Regions from separate parts of the Homo sapiens genome. Here region 2 is linked to region 1. The links are chromatin loops, found by intact Hi-C in ENCODE. Cell type or tissue: mammary epithelial cell. All regions are shown on one strand. Each heading gives the region's core, and the rest is flanking DNA. Links, peaks and the distances in the headings are about the cores only.

Region 1 (8,329 bases), core at 165-8,164:
ACAGCCTAGTTCTCCCCACTCCAAGACTGGGACCTCGACCCCATCACTGCAACACTGTGTGACCAGATCAACACCAAACTTCCCTGGTTCCCAATGTCTCTACCCACATGGCAGAGAGAACTATCCCCGTCCCTCCAAGGTTGATGTGAGGTCATGTGCTAGGAGCAGTTTGGAAGACAGATTCTAGAAACCATAAAGGTGCTGGTGGCATGATTGTTACTGTTGCTGTTATTATTAACAATTAAGGTCATTAGCACACAGAAAATGCAAAGAAGTATTTGGCACTGCCCGTATCACCGTGCAGCTCCTAACAGTCCCCTCCATGGCTCCTCCTCGCACACTGGGCCTTGAGCTGAGAGAGGCAGAGTAATTGAGAGGGGAAGCAGAAGTCCTGGGAAGAGGTGTGCAGAGATCTCCTCCTGCCGGGGTATTCTTGGCCCTACGCTTTCCTCAGGGTGTGCCTCCTCCAAAAGGTCAGAGGAAGTGCAGAGGGGAAGGAGGGGAAGCACTATTAACTCCATCCTTCCTTAGCAGCTGACTAAGTCAGGTTGGCTGCTGAGCTCTGATTTGGGATCTAAGAGTCAAGAGGGCGGGGCCACCATAATGTGACAGCACAGGCTGATTTGATTGCCAGAGCCAATCTGTCATTCATTTGCTTGTTCACTTATCCATTTATTTATCCAACAAACATGAAGCGAGCACAGACCATATGCCAAGCACTATGTTAAGGGTTTGGGAAGAAGTGGTATCCGGGAGGCAAAGGAAGGGCTCAGCATCACTGATGTTAAGCTCAGGGATGATTGTCCCAAGCCTGGGGACTCACAGCAAGCCCCGCTTGTTGGTAGTGCTCTAGGGAGTTTGCATCTGTTTCCCTGGAGAGCACATTTAACCCTTGACTTCAGGGAGGTAAGATCTAGACCCGACGCACAACTGAGCTGGTAGGGGCCTTAGATATCATTGCAGGGCAGCCCCTGGTGTTAGCAGTGAGACCATGGCCTGAATGGTAAAGGGCTTGCGCTTGTCCTTTGCTGAAGAAAGCCTTCTCCTGGACCAGGGCATGGTGCCGAAGCTGGGTGTGGGTCCAGCCTGGTTTATTCAGCCGCTCGGTTGGCCTCCCAGTGTTACCTGACTTTACCATCCCCTGCTTATATCCGGAGCCTCTGCCTCTGATGGGGTGGAGATGTTCTGTTGCTGGGATGCCCAGAGGAATCCAAATGGTACTGAGAAATAGAACAATACCTCTCCAGAGAAGCCCTCCAGTTCCTCCTCCAGTCTTTACCTCTCATTTCAGCCTCTTAATCCCTATTTTCAGAGGCAATGTGGTATAAAGGATAAAGGAGTGGATTTAGCTTCAGTTGGTACATGCTGTACACATCTGCACCTAGCCTGAGTTTTGCCCTCTTTAAAGTTTGTATAATATCGCCTTTCATTACTTACCCCATAGAGTGTTATGACAGACAAATAAGGTATTGTAGGTAAAAGCATCCCATAAACATTAAAGTGCTAGATATACGTAAAGCTTATTATTCCGGTGACCCCCTCTTCCTATTCCCCACTCTTCATCTCAGTTCCTTCTCTTGACTGCCCAACCCCTTGACCCCACTCCCAAGAACATCCTCCTGTTCTCTGTGTGTTCCCACTCCTGCTCTCACTGCATCCTCCCTCCTTGCTTAGATCAAGATCTAAAACACTTGTTGCATCCTTTTTTGAGACAGGGTTTCACTCCCATCGCCCAGGCTGGAGTACAGTGGCACAATCATGGCTCACTGCAACCTCAACTTCCTAGGATCAGGTGATTCTCCCACCTCAGCCTCCCTTGTAACTGGGACTACAAGTGCGTGCCACCATGCCCAGCTAATTTTTTTTTTTTGAATTTTTAGTAGAGGTGGGGTTTCGCCATGTTGCCCAGGCTGGTCTCAAACTCCTGGTCTCAAGCAATCTGCCCACCTTGGCCCCCCAGAGTGCTGGGATTAGAGGTGTGAGCCACTGCACCCTGCTCTTGTCACATCTTAAATAACAATGACATTGGTAGAAGTAATAATCGAGCTAACATTTATTATTTATGTGATAGGTATTAAACTTGAATCATCTCATTTAATATTCTCAGTGAACAGTGAGGTCGATATTAGCATTGTCTTCATTTTCCACATGATAAAGATGTTCATAAACCATAAGGCTAAGATGCACCCTTAGTTTAGCCCATTTATAGATTTCCTCTTTCCATGGCTGAGTGACTGACTGGTTGACAAGAACATGGGAAGTTTCAACAGCATTTATTGAATGTCGACTAAATGCCAGATGCTTCCAAATTATGTCACAACAACCACCTTCTGAGACAGGTACAGGCTTTTTCTTGGAGATCATCTGGTTGTGAGAATAGAAGCCTACTCAGAGAAGCAAAAGTAAAAGGGAGCTTTATTAGGCCATTACAGGGAAATAGCACAGAACTTAGGTGTGGGAAGTGTAGCCCCTCTGTGAGCCACACCTACATCCTGGAGCTGTAGCACTCTCTTCTTCACAGATGGGCTCCTGCTCTTTCATCCACAAGCACAGGACCCATTGTGGGTGAACCAGGCAGTAGGTTCCATCTGTCAGTCCATGTGGCCTTCCCACTTAGCTCTCCGAAGTAAATTAACTCGGTCTCTCAGTCCAAACGCCAACAGATGCTGATTCCAGCTTAGATCTGATGTCCTCTGCACTCCAGTGATCTGTGGCTTGTGGCAGGGGAGGGAGACTAATCAGGCCTATCTTTTTCATCAGGTCTAGGGGTGGGAGCAGACATTTCTAGAGGGAAAATTCATTGGCTTTAGGTTGATTCAACCCAACTACATTCTTCACCACACCAGACTCTCTCTAGGATATCTTAAAGATAATGCTCTGGTTGAAGCCCCTAAATAAGAGGGCATGCGAGTTGTCCCAGAATCTGTGGATTCAGCTGGGACTGGAAAAATAGTACTAACCATTTTTGAACCCTGCTTTGTGCCAGCCGATTAATATACATTATCTGTAATCCTTACTACACTCTTACAACATGCTATGGTTCCCATTTTACAGATAAGAAAGCTAACACTCCGTGAGTTAAATAGCTTGCCCAGAGATCATCTGGCTCATTAGGGTTGGGGCTGATATGTGACCCAGGCCTGACACCAAAGCTCACGGCCCTTCTAATACACAAAAAAAGGTTATTTACTCTCCTGGAAGATAAGCTCCATGAGAGCAATGGTCTTCGCCTTGCTCATTGATATATCCCAAGTGCCCAGAACAGTATTTGGCACATAGTAAGTACTCAATAAAAAGTTATTTAGTGGATTTTGCTTTGGTAACTTTTGTATTCCTAGGCTTCCCAATGTCAGAGGGAAAAATGACTCAGACAGTGGGCCACTGAGAACAGTGGGGTAACCCTCTGGGCGTGCTTCTGGTCCCTAACCCCCACAGCCTACTGTGTTTTGTTTTTGTTTTGTTTTTTGTTTTTAGAGACAGGATCTCACTTTTTCGCCCAGGCTGGAGTGTAATGGTGTCATCATGGCTCTCTGTAGCCTCCAACTCCTGGGCTCAAGGGATCCTCCCAACTCAACCTCCTGAGTAGCTGGGACTACAGGTGTGCACCACCACACCCAGCAAATTAAAAAAAAATTTTTTTTAGAAATGGGTCTTGCTATGTTGCTCAGGCTGGTCTCAAACTTCTGGGCTCAAGCAATCCACCTGCCTCTGCCTCCCAAAGTGCTGGGATTACAGGCGTGAAACACTGCACCTGGCCTCACAGTCTGCTTTGATGGGGGACATTAGGAGCAATATAGAAAAGTCTGAAAGAAAGTATGACCCTGGATTTATCTGTGTTTTCTGTTTGTATTTCTGACCTAAGCCATTTAGCCCTGTAAGAGGAGCAGATGAAAAGAGATTTCCTTAACACTGGAAAATCCATTTACTGGGACTAGGAAACAGGATGCTGAAGTCTTATATTGATATAGCAAAGAATGCTAATTTCCACTGGGTTTTCAGCCCCGGGGGTCAGAGCTTACCAAATCCTGAATCCATTCCTGTGCCTTTCTGTATAAAAATGCCCTGTGTCCTAAATCACCTAGTTGGCCTTCCAATCCCAGCAGGTGGTGTTATATAAAAGTGCAGATTTGAGGGAGTCTGATGGAACTGGATTCAAGTCTGGCTGGCCAGCTGTGTGACCGTGGACAAATTATTTAGGCTCTCAGACTCAATTTCCTCTGGAAAATATGAACACACACAAATGAAGAGTGATACATGTTCTGAGTGCCTGGCTCACTACTATGAGCCAGGGTAGTCATCGAATTTTAATTTTTCCTATCTTGTCCCTCCATTTCTCCCTTCCTTTTCCATGGAGCCTGGCACCAGCCTGCCCACCTGCTCCCTGCTAACCTTTGGGCTCAGTACATTTATAAAAGGGTCATAGCCCACTGTCTCCCCGTAGCGAAAGGCCCAGAGGCCCCAGCCTCCTGCAACTCTCCATCAAAGGGCATGCAGGGGCTCCATCATTTCCATGAGACAGGTTACCCTCTTGGTGCCAGCTCTAGGGCTTTGCTTGATATTTGAGCAAGAAGAGTCCTGGTGAAATAAGGCAGAGTGGAGGGTAGAGAGCTGCAACCACCTCACCTTGTTTACTCGTGCCCTGCATTCCTCCCCTGGGAGTAGCGGCTGTAGAAGTCAATGCTGGGAAATCTCTTGTTGATGGAGGGAGTCAGACTGGGTGACAACACTACTTGTTTTTGTAGAAGCTGTAGCCCAAGGGTGCTATCACTATTTGGTCACCCAGATCAACTGTCAGCTGCACTGGAATTGAGCTGCCCCTGGATAAACAAGCAAGAGAGTCTCAGGCTGGAATCTCCCCTGCTTTTCCCAGCACACACCCACGCAGAGACTTTAGCTGGCAAGAAGTGGCAGCTTAGCCAAGATAATGCGTGAACCAGAACTTGCCTTTCCTGGCTGGAAGGGGCTTGGCATTAAGTGCAGTTCTTGCTCCTGCTTCCTATAGATCACTTAAGTGCTCCAGGCTCTCTTGGAACAGGGGGAATTCTCTGGTCCCCTCCCAGTTTCTCAGGGATGGCATCCAATGATGGGAGATGGTTTCAGATGCAGTGACTTGCAGACAAGGGTGTGAATATTAGCTGAGAGTTCATGTGAACAGGCTTATGGCAGCATGGTTTCTGAGATGCAGCGACTTGTTGGTTTTGGCTGCAGCGTTTTCACTGAGCCCACTCATCAGCCTGCAAGCTACTTGAAAGGAGAGTGATGCTTTAGTCATTCCTATATACTCGGTGTTTAGCACAGTCTTTGGCTCATAGAATGAGGATCAGTAAAGAACGGATAGATGGGCCGGGTGTGGTGGCTCATGTTTGTAATCTCAGCACTTTGGGAGGCCGAGGAGGGTGGATCACCTAACATTAGGGGTTCGAGGCCAGCTTGGCCAACATGATGAAAACCCATCTCTACTAAAAGTACAAAAATCAGCCAGATGTTGTGGCAAGTGCCTATAGTCTCAGCTACTCAGGAGACTGAGGCAGGAGAATTGCTTGAACCCTGGAGGCAGAGGTGGCAGTAAGCCGAGATCATGCCATGGCACTCCAGCCTGGGCAGCAGAGCAAGACTCCATCTTAAAAAAAAAAAAAAAAAAAAAAGAATGCTTGGATGGATGGATGGATATAAACAAATAGAAAATTTTCTCTAAACAAACAGACCACAGTGAACTTTACCTTCTTCCTTCCCAGGGCCACCCTCCCTGCTCAAAACCTCATCATCTCATGCCTGAATAATTGCAAAGCCTTCCTAATGACAGGCAGGGTGGTCTAGAGAAGTGAGTTCCAGACTGGAAGTTGGGAAACCTGGAACTTGAGCCACTTAAGTTGTTCTGTCACTTTTGGGAAATCACTGAACCTTTCTGGGCTTCAATTTGTTCAGATGTAAAATGAAGAGTTAGGGCTAAATGTACTTCTAGGATGTTTCAACTCTAACATTCTCTGCTTCCTCCTACCCAAACAATGCTGCAGATTAATTATAGTTGGGTACCAACATTTAAAAGTAAGATCTCACTGCTGTCTTGCTCAGCTGGGCTTCAGTGACAGAGACTGGTGACATCTTCCTAGGAAGTTGGTGACCGGAGTTGAAACAATGGCCAGTTCCCCAGGAGACTTGGCTTAGGAATTGGTCTCCTAGAATTATTGAGCCCTTATCTAAGGAAGCTCCACCTTTCACTCTCCCTCTTCAAACTCATGCTGGGAGCTTGTGCGGCTCCCTGCAGCCCCGCTCTGTATGACTCTATGTGGCCACTATGCCAAGGTGGAGAGGAGGTCTGGACTGCATTTGGAATCCTGGTAATGGTGGTGATTCTCTTTTTACTTCTTTGTGGTGTCCAACATCCTCTAGTGTCACTGGCACAAAACAGGTCAGGCTATTGGAAGGCCACACTGCTTAACAACAATGTCAGGAGATCCAGGCTCTCAGCTATATTCAGATTAGTGAAGTGTACATTCTCCTAACTTGCTCAGCTTATCTCCTGCACCTAGTGCTATAAACAGTTGTGTTTCAGAGCTCCCCAGGCTGGCCAAATCCATAGTTCCAATCCCCAAAGTCCCTTGTCTAAATGGGGTCTAACTTCCGCCCCAGTTTAACCCAGGGCTGTTTCTGACTCAGCCCCTGTCATCCTGCCTGGGCCCTAGGCAACACTGCCTCTCTAATGCCCTAGCCAGACAGAGCATTCCTGTTTACCCAACTCACAGACTCTCCCTACTTTCTGAGTTATATGCTTTTCTTCTGCTAGTTGCTTTATAGCTTGGTCCATTATTCTGTGATCTAATCTACCTAGTTTTGTGAGGGGTTTTTTTATTTTGTTTTGTTTTTCATTTAAAAAGCATCTATATTTTCTTTCATCAGCTTTGCATTTATCACAGTCATCACTCCTCATTCAACACCCTTCCCAGCTTATACTCCCTTTTCTTTCTTTTTTTTTTTTTTTTCTGGAGATGGAATCTTACTCTGTCACCCAGGCTGGAATGCAGTGGCATAATCTCGGCTCACTGCAACTCCGCCTCCTGGGTTCAAGCGATTCTCCTGCCTCAGCCTCCCAAGTAGCTGGAATTACAAGTGCCTGCCACTGTGCCCGGCTAATTTTTGTATTTTTAGTAGAGACAGGGTTCCACCATCTTGGTCAGGATGGTCTTGAACTCCTGACCTCGTGATCCATCTGCCTCAGCCTCCCAAATTGCTGGGATTACAGGCGTGAGCCACCGTGCCCGGCCGTATATTGCCTTTTCATAGGAACGTTGACATAGTTAAACCCTACCTTATCGTATGATCATTCTTGTTTCAGCCACTTTTAGAGACACCACGTTTCGAGGAGGGCTTTTGTTGTTTTCTCGGTGTACTTTAATCCAAATGGCAAATTTTTAGCCAGGTGGTTATTTTTTAAGAATATTTACTTTTTTTCCAGAGTATAAAAGTAATATGTAAAAAGGATCTCACATATACTGAGCACTTACTATATTTCAGGCACCAAGACACATGCTAAAACTGCATGACCTCATTCCCTCCTCATGACAATCCTAATAAGGAAGGAGTCATTCCTATCTTCCCTTTCAAAAAAAGAAAGTAAGGCTCAAGAGATAAAATACTTTTATCCAAGTTCCCACAGCTACCAAGTGGTGGTTGTGGAATTCAAACCATGGCTCTCAAACTTCAGAGTCCAAGGGTGCAGTGGCACGTGTCTGTAGTCCAGCACTTTGAGAGGTTGAGGCAGAAGAATTGCTTGAGTCCAGGAGTTTGAATCCATCTTGGGCGATATAATGAGAACCCATCTCTAAAAAATAAAAAATATAAAAATAAAAAAACAGTCGACCAGGCACAGTGGCTCACGCCTGTAATCCCAGCACCTTGGGAGGCCAAGGTGGGTGGATCACCTGAGGTCAGTGTTCAAGACCAGCCTGGTTAACATGATGAAACTCCATCTCTGCTAAAAACACAAAAATTAGCCAGGCGTGGTGGCACATACCTGTAATCCCAGCTACTTGGGAGGCTGAGGCAGGAGAATCACTTGAACCTGGGAGGCGGAGGTTACAGTGAGCCGAGATTGTGCCACTGCACTTCAGCCTGGTGACAGAGCGAGACTCCATCTCAAAAAAAATAAATAAAAATAAAAAAAGATTCTGAGCTATGTACTGCCTCTACACAGGATCATCCTAGAAAGTGTGGAATATTCAGAAAAGCATGAAGAGAAAACTAAAACGTTCACAAGTCCAGACATAACTGCTAACATTTTGGTGTAGTCTCTTTTAGTCTTTTATATACGTGGGTGAGTATATACATTTTT
Region 2 (8,329 bases), core at 269-8,268, 50 kb before region 1:
GCTTAAAGGGACCCGAAGGTCCATCCTGTTCTGTCCACCCCAGCCCAGGTTGCTGCAATAGGAGGGAGGGAAGGATGAGAAGACAAGGATGGCAGGGAAGTGGGGAAGGGGCAAACCTGGCAATTCCAGCTTTAGCTACTGAGTTTCTCTGGAAAAAGAAAATTTCATGTGAAAGCAAGGGCATCATTGGATGTAAGGAGTTCTCTGCTATGTCATCACTCTATCCACAGCACCCAGCACAAAGGAAGCTTTTTAAAAATGCATGCTGCATGAGCATCAGTGAATTAATCCCTAAACAACTGTCCATCCTTTTTTCCATCCTCTCCTGCAGGCCCAGCTGTCCCCAGCCTAGTCAGAGAGGAGAAAGGACTTTATCCTGATCCACTCTGGGCCTGGAGCTCTCTGTAGCCAATTTGTGGCATTACTGAGGAGAAAGATGCATTTGGGATCAGCCCACATCCCAGCCCCTGCTCGGCAGGAGGGCTGATGGGGCCTCAGGCTGTGAAAGAGAAAGTCTGAAAATGGCAGAAAGAGGCTGTTAATAAAAACAGGAGGGGTGTGGCTCAGGGGCTTGTGTACATAACACATTCATTCATGCAGATTCACAAAAGCCCATCTTTTTTCAGATACGAAGATACACACTCATAAAAGCAGAGACGCACTTTAAGATCCTGATATGTGTTTCCTCCCTACCTTATCCCCAACATATATAATAAAGTCATGAAATCACACAATACCTTCCAACCTTGCTCTCCCTCCCACAGAGTGGAGTTCTCCCAGAAAGCAATGTAGCCTGGGCCCAGAGCTTGGGGAGTAACTAACACCATTTGCATTTTTCCCAGGAAATGGGAAGAGCTGGTGTGGCATGTGGCAGCCCAAGCCCTCACACATCCCACTGACTGACATTTTGACATCCTTGAATTTGGCCGGGCTGCTCTGCGGAGACAAATCTTCCCCCTGTCCCTTCCCAGACAATCTCACTTCATTCTGACGGCTCTTGGCCCTAGCCTGTCAAACTAGGTCCTTGGTCCCTGAACACAGCACAACATGGGTACCTTCACACTAGCCCCGCTTCAAGAGGAACCAGATCACTCTTCTCTGTCTCAGTACTCTCCCAACACCAGCCCCCCACCGCTTCTCTTTTTAAGAGACAGGAAGGGCTGGGCACGGTGGCTTGCACCTGTAATCCCAGCACTTTGGGAGGTCTCAGTGGGTGGATTACAAGGTCAGGAGTTCGAGACCAGCCTGGCCAAGATGGTGAAACCCCGTCTTTACTTAAAAAAAAATATACAAAAAATATTAGCTGGGCGTGGTGGCGCATGCTATAATCCCAGCTACTCAGGAGGCTGAGGCAGGAGAATTGCTTGAACCTGGGAGGCAGAGGTTGCAGTGAGCCACTATCGCCCCACTATACTCCAGCCTGGGTGACAGAGCGAGACTCCGTCTCAAAAAAAAAAGAGACAGGATCTTGCTCTGTTGCCCAGGCTGGAGTGCAGTGGTGAGATCACAGCTCACTGCAGCCTCAACCTCCTGGGCTCAAGAAATCCTCCCACCTCAGCCTCCCATGTAGCTCGGACTAGAGGTGCATGCCACCATGCCTGGCTAACCAGCACCTCTCTTTTCAGTCCCTGCCCCATATTCACTCCCTTCAAGAAGTCTTCTCTAATTAAATCTGTTTTGTTCTAAATGATCTGGCTTCTCGGCACTCAGTAAGAAAATTGCTTTCTGTTTATTGCTTGTTGTCTGAGCTGTGTCAGGTCTGACTCATGAGCGTGCCATCTCCCCTACTAGATAAAGGCTTGTTGATCCTCCAAACAGCATCCCCTCCCTTCAGGGTCTGGTAGAATTCTGCCCTCAGGGTGGACTCAACAAAAGGAGTGCCCTCACATGACATAATTGTTAAGGTTTCAAGGCTGTTGGTTTGCAGAGGATCCTGATGGAGACCAGTGGCCTTAAGAAATAGGAGCAATGACATAGAGCTGGAGCCATTTGGGTTCCAGAGCTGAGAGCCCTTCCCAGAAATGACTGTCTAATGATTAGCATGGCTTGAGTAGAGAGCAGCCCCTCATCTGGTTTCAAAGGCAGAATATGCCTCCTGCTTATTTCCTTGAATTCCCTAGAAGAGTCTCCTATGCCAGGGAGAGTGTGGGACAGAGCCAGCCAGGTGAGAGTGCAGGGGAGGCCCTGGAAGGCAGGAGCCAGAGGCAGAGGAACAGAGGGAAGAAGGGGGAGGAAGATGACAGAAAGAAAGTGGGCTTGGGAAAAAGAGTCATAACAAAGGAAGAGAAACGGAAAGGGAAGAAAGATAAAAACTGACAAGAAAAATAAAGGAGGCTGGGCGTGGTGGCTCACATCCATAATCCTAGTGCTTTGGGAGGCCGAAGCGGGAGGAGGAGGATCGCTTGAGGCCAGGAGTTCAAAAGCAGAGAGAGGAATTGGGGGGCGGAGGGGATGGGGGTGATGGTGTGGGGAAAGAGAGAGAGACATTTTCTTACGGAAATTCTTAGTCTGGTCTAAGTCCTAAGTCCTTCATAAGGGCATTTGTTTTGGGAAGAGAGGAATGAGCAAGGAAAAGAGGATAGTGGAAAGGTTCTCTGGAGCCTGCTTCTCTCCCGAAGGCCTGATTTCCCCCAAAAGGCAACAGACATCTCTTCCCTGACTGATGGCTCAGACAGTGGGGTCTGTGAGGAGGGTGGAAGGAGCAGGAACTATCCAACCAGAGCATAGAACACTGAGCAGGACATCAGGGCCATTGTCCAGACCCCAAAGCCAGTGGTCTCCCTCCTGACACAGTCAGGACTTGTTAGCTGAACAAGGGAAAGAATGCCTTCTCCCTGACAAAGCTGGAGGAAGGGCTGGAAGCAGGATGGGGCCTGGGTTGTGTTGGCATCTTGGGAATCTCTCTTTAAAATTTCAGAGTTAGACCAGAGCAGCACCTTGTCCGGTAGATTACTGAAGTCTTGCCTAGAGGCTGGGGGAAGGAAGACAGGACCTCTACAGGTCACTAGGTACAAATGTATTATAAACGATTCAGACATACAAAGAGATACAAAGAATAGCATTAATGAGTGTGAAGCCCTGCTTAAGTAAACCACTGCTGCCACCCCCGAAGGTCCTGCTTATGCTCCTCTTCCTCCCCAGGTGACCGCTATTCTGAACTTGGCATTTATCCCTCTTGGGGAATTCTCTACCCTAGGATTCCTGCCTCTCCTCTGTTAGCCTCTGGCATCCCCCCAGCTCCCTCACATCAGGACTCCATTCATCCAGTGCTGCCTGATCGGGCTCCCCCTCCTGCCTGGCCTCTCTCTCCCTGCCGGGATGGCTGAGTAGACAATCAATATTTATGTGAAGCCACCAGGCCTAGCTTCCACAGGGAGGCCCAGCAGACAGAGGCAGAGAGTTGCCATCCCCAGCGTGGGCGGGTTTCAACTCAGACACAAAGCAAGTGAGGAGCCGTGCCGGGCCCAGGTGCCTGGCGTCTCTGGCTGGGCTGAGGCTTACAGGAGCCGGGAGCTGGCCAGACCCTGAGACTCCAGCCCTCATGCCTGGGGCCTCACATCTCATTCTGACAGCTCCTCCCATTCCTGCCTGAGGTTCATAGCTCTTGCCTGTTGACTCTGGTGATTGACCAGGTGAAATCCCTAAGTAAGGCTGGGGGATGGGGTGGGGGGCAGGGAAGTTGGGGGCTGGGAGGAGAATAAGAAGCAACTTATTCACTCCCAGGGTACAAGGCAGCACCACAGCTGTCTGGCTGGTGGGGACTTTGGAGAGCAGTCTATTTGCATTCCAGGGCTCCAGGCCACCCACCAGCAGCCCCCTCCTCTCCAGATGTTTATACATCATGTTCCTGGAGACCCTGCTCTCCAGCATTCTACCTGGGTCACCCCTCCTCTTCTCAGAGTGGCCTCTTGCTTCTGGTCCAGGTTCCGTCTTCCTCAGGAAGTCTCTCTTGGTTAAGCCTCCCTGGCTCTTACTACTTATCCCCCTACATTCCGTCCATTCTCACATGATCAACTGGCACAATGGTCATTTCCTCTTATGAAATTTCAGCCTGTGTGCTGTGAAGTAGCTTTCCTTCCTCTACAAGCTTCTGGATAGCAGGGACCATGGCTGATCCATCTTGGGCGTCTCTCGCAGCCCTTTTCACAAGTGGCTCCGTAAGTGCTAAAGGACCAAATGACCTCTGAAGGTTTCTCAAGAATGGGGCTGCTCATGTCTTATCTTTTCTTGGAGCCAATAAAGGCATACCCATTCTTGATTGTTGAGTGAGTGGAGAAAACTCCCAGAAAAATCACTGCAGCTGACCACTCAATCTCCTTTTCCCACACACTGCTCACCTGCCCACCCCTAGGCCCCCCAAGCAGCAGAAGCACCCACCATGCTGGCATCACGCCGCTATGAAGCCCCTGGCTGATCTTGTTTGGGTTTCAGGAGACTGGTTTGAGGGCTTCTGTACTCATTTATCAGTCTCCACAATGTTTGTAAAAACCACCCAGAATGACAAAGGCAAGATTTCTGCAGCTTTCCTGCTTCCACACTCACAGTTTTACCAGATATTTGATCTTCACAGGTGGATCTCTATTATACAGGTGAGGAAACTGAGGCTTACAGATGGAGCAATTGATCTGGAGCTCCCAGTGTGGACGCAGGTCTTCTGACTCTAGTCTACCACACTGCCCCGACACCGCTCAGCCCCTCTCACCCTCTGACATAGCTCTCACAAACCATCACAGGAAAGGTATCTCCGCCTTTGGGCTGGATACAAAGGTCTTTGAAGATGATTCAAAGCTGGATGCAAGAAAGGAGAAGACTGAGAAGGTCTTTAGGTCTGTGCAGGGCCGCGGCTGCCCTTGGGGTTTCTTGCCACCAGGTGGGGCATAGCAGTTCCTAATAGAGGCCAACTCTGTCAGGCAAGAGGGTTGCCACTAGTGAGCCAGTGATCTTTGCCTGGTGATCTCCACACTTCCTTCCATCCACCAGTAACTAGGACAACGTCATAGACGGTCAAGCAGCACAGATACACTCTGGGAGGCCCTGAGGCCTTCAAGAATCAGCAAGGCCTCCCTAAGCTTAGTCAGACATGAGCAACACTCAGGCTTTCCTTCCCTTGGGTTTTTCCAGGGACCAGGTGGTTACAGCTGCCACATTCTGAGGACTTAGCACAGAGCCCCTCTGCTAAGCACACACCTACATCATCATATAACTTCCTCACTAAAAGAATTCATGAGGAAAGTGTATCCTTGTTTACAAATGAGCCAGTGGGGGCCAGGCACGATGGCTCATGCCTGTAATCTCAGCACTTCGGGAGGCCGAGGCGGGTGGATCACCTGAAGTCAGGAGTTCGAGACAAGCCTGGCTAACATGGTAAAACCCTGTTTCTACTAAAAATATAAAAATTAGCTGGGTGTGGTGGGGTGGCACGTGCCTGTGATCCCAGCTACTCAGGAGGCTGAGGCAGGAGAATGCTTGAACCCGAGAGGCAGACGCTGCAATGAGCCAAGATTGTGCTATGGGTGACAAGGCAAGACTCCGACTCAAAAAAAAAAAAAAGGAGCCAATGGGACACAACAAGGTTAAGTAACTTGTCTGAAGACTTGTAGCTAGTGAGTGGCAGTGTACCCAGGTCTTTCTTGTGTGTGTGTGTGTGTGTGTGTGTGTGTGTGTGTGTGTGTGTTTTGAGACAGAGTTTCGCTCTTGCTGCCCAGGCTGGAGTGCAATGGAGTGATCTAGGCTCACTGCAACCTCTACCTCCTGAATTCAATTGATTCTCCTGCCTCAGCCTCCCGAATAGCTGGGATTACAGGCACACACCACCACGCTCGGCTAATTTTGCATTTTTCGTAGAGACAGGGTTTTTCCATGTTGGTCAGGCTGGTCTTGAACTCCCAACCTCAGGTGATCCACCCACCTCGGCCTCCCAAAGTGCTGGAATTACAGGCGTGAGCCACTGAGCCAGATCCCAAACCCAGGTCTTTCTAAAGCTAATCTCTACAACCTCTCCACTATGCTGCTCCCTGTAAGCCTTCCTACTCATTAGGACTGCATTCCTTCTTGTGAATTAAATTAAAAACAAAACAAAACAGACTGCATCTTGACTAGGCCAGGAAATTTACATTTTGTTTGGCTTTGTTTTTGTTTTAGATGGGGTCTTACTCTGTCACCGAAGCTGGAGTGCAGTGGCACGATCTCAGCTCACTGCAGCCTCTGCCTCCCATGCTCAAGTGATCCTCCCATTTCAGCCTCCTAGGACCACAGATGCAAGCCACCATGCCTGGCTAATTGTTTGTATTTTTGGTAGAGACAGGGTTTTGCCATGTTGCCCAGGCTGTTACTTTTTTTTTTCTTTTTCAATAGAAACAGGGTCTTGCTCTGTCGCCCAGGGTGGAGTGTAGTAGCTCACTGCAGCCTCAAACTCCCAGGCTCAAGTGACTCTCCCAAGTAGCTGGGACTACAGGCACACACCACCACATCTGGCTACTTTTTATAATTTTTTGTAGAGATGGGGTCTCATTATGTTGCCCAAGCTGGTCTCAAACTTCTGGCCTCAAGTGATGCTCCCACCTTGGCCTCCCAAAGTGCTGAGATTACAGACGTGAGCCACTACACCAGCCTATTTTTAATTGTTATTCTTTGTTTTTAATAAGTCATATGTTCAAATAATTTATAAGTTACCAAAAATTATCTTATTAAAAGTCTTGGCTTATGCCTGTAATCCTAGCATTTTGCAAGGCCAAGGCAGCAGGATTGCCAAGGCAGCAGCAAGGCCAACTTGAGGTCAGGAGTTCAAGACTAGCCTGGCCAACATAGCGAAACCCTGTCTCTACTAAAAATACAAAAATTAACCAGGCGTGGTGGTGCAGGCCTGTAGTCCCAGCTACTCAGGAAGCTGAGGCAGGAGAATTGCTTGAACCCAGGAGGCAGAGGTTGCAGTGAGCTGAGATCGCTTCCCTGCACTCCAACCTGGGCGACAAAGTGAGATGAAAGAAAGAAAGAGAGAGAGAGAGAGGAAGGAAGGAAGGAAGGACTTCCAGTCTCCTTTTTTTTTTTTTTTTTTTGAGACAGAGTCTCGCTCTGTCACCCAGGCTGGAGTGCAATGGCACGATCTGGGCTCACCGCAACCTCCGCCTCCTGGGTTCAAGCGATTATCCTGCCTCAGCCTCCCGAGTAGCTGGGATTACAGGCGTGTGCCACCATGCCCGGCTAATTTTTCTATTTTTAGTAGAGACGGGGTTTCACCATGTTGGCCAGGCTGGTCTCGAACTCCTGACGTCAGGTGATCTGCCCACCTTGGCCTCCCAAAGTGCTGGGATTATAGACATGAGCCACTGCGCCCGGCCTTCCTTCCAGTCTTGATTCCCAAGCATATACTCACCCTTCCCAGAAGCAACTGATGTTGCCGGGCACGGTGGCTCACGCCTATAATCCTAGCACTTTGGGAGGCCAAGGTGGGTGGATCATCTGAGGTCGGGAGTTCGAGATCAGCCTGACCAACATGGAGAAACCCCGTCTCTACTAAAAATACAAAAAAATAATTAGCTGGGCATGGTTGTACATGCCTGTAATTCCAGCTACTCGGGAGGCTGAGGCAGGATAATCGCTTGAACCCGGGAGGCGGAGGTTGCGGTGAGCCCAGTTCGTGCCATTGCACTCCAGCCTGGGCAACAAGAGCGAAACTCCGTCTCAAAAAAAAATAAAAAAATAAAGCAACTGATGTTACTATCTCCTGAATGTCCTTCCATATATACATTATGCAAAACAAGTAATTCTGCATAAATATTCCTTCCCTCACTCTTTCTACACAGATGACAAGATATTATACACATCACTCTGTGCTTGAATTTTGTACTAAACAATGAGTTCTGGGGATTATCCCATATCCAGACATAAAGTGTCTTTCATTTCTCTTGATGACTGCAGAGTATTCCATTGTTGACAAATCCATTTAACCAGGCTTCTATGATGGATGTTTAGGTTGTTTCCAATCTTTTGCTATTAAAAAGAATGTGACAGTGAGAAACTTTGTGTATAGTGTCATTTTGCACATGTGCAAGGCCATCTGTAGGATAAATTTCTAGACATGAAACTGCTGAGTAAATAGGCTCTGGAATTAAACACTCCCAAAGTGAGGCAGAATCAAATGGGGGAAGAATAGACTGGTGCCTTTTATCCTGTCTGTCACTTCCCAGCTGTGCGATCTCAAGCAAGGTAGCCTCTCTATGCCTTGGTTCCTAGTCTGTGAAAGTGCTTGCCTTCTTGGAAAGTAGCTGCCAGGGTTCAAGTCAAAGGGGTAATATATATATATAAAGTGCCCAGCATGAAGCCTGGCTTA

The links. Hi-C counts contacts between places; a loop is a spot of excess contacts. Peaks named below come from ENCODE experiments on the same cell type or tissue, not always from the same donor. Only the 100,000 strongest peaks of a DNase experiment are listed, where the experiment ranks them.
Region 2: a loop joins it to region 1, with 4 times the contacts of the local background. A loop is called at or near these places in 9 of 110 quality-filtered maps.

Annotation. Positions count from the first base shown.
Region 1 is chr1:203,638,627-203,646,955 of GRCh38, forward strand. All of the region lies in intron 1 of ATP2B4 (ATPase plasma membrane Ca2+ transporting 4), which reads left to right. Among named protein-coding and RNA genes, the nearest start is that of ATP2B4, 16 kb to the left of the region's middle. In mammary epithelial cell, for the core only: no CTCF peak of the experiment used is centred there; DNase peaks (open chromatin) are centred at 4,825, 5,165 and 6,735; H3K27ac peaks cover 3,055 bases.
Region 2 is chr1:203,588,945-203,597,273 of GRCh38, forward strand. No RefSeq gene overlaps it. Among named protein-coding and RNA genes, the nearest start is that of ATP2B4, 34 kb to the right of the region's middle. RefSeq lists a silencer at 4,783-4,932. In mammary epithelial cell, for the core only: a CTCF peak has its summit at 4,861 (motif pointing right); a DNase peak (open chromatin) is centred at 5,077.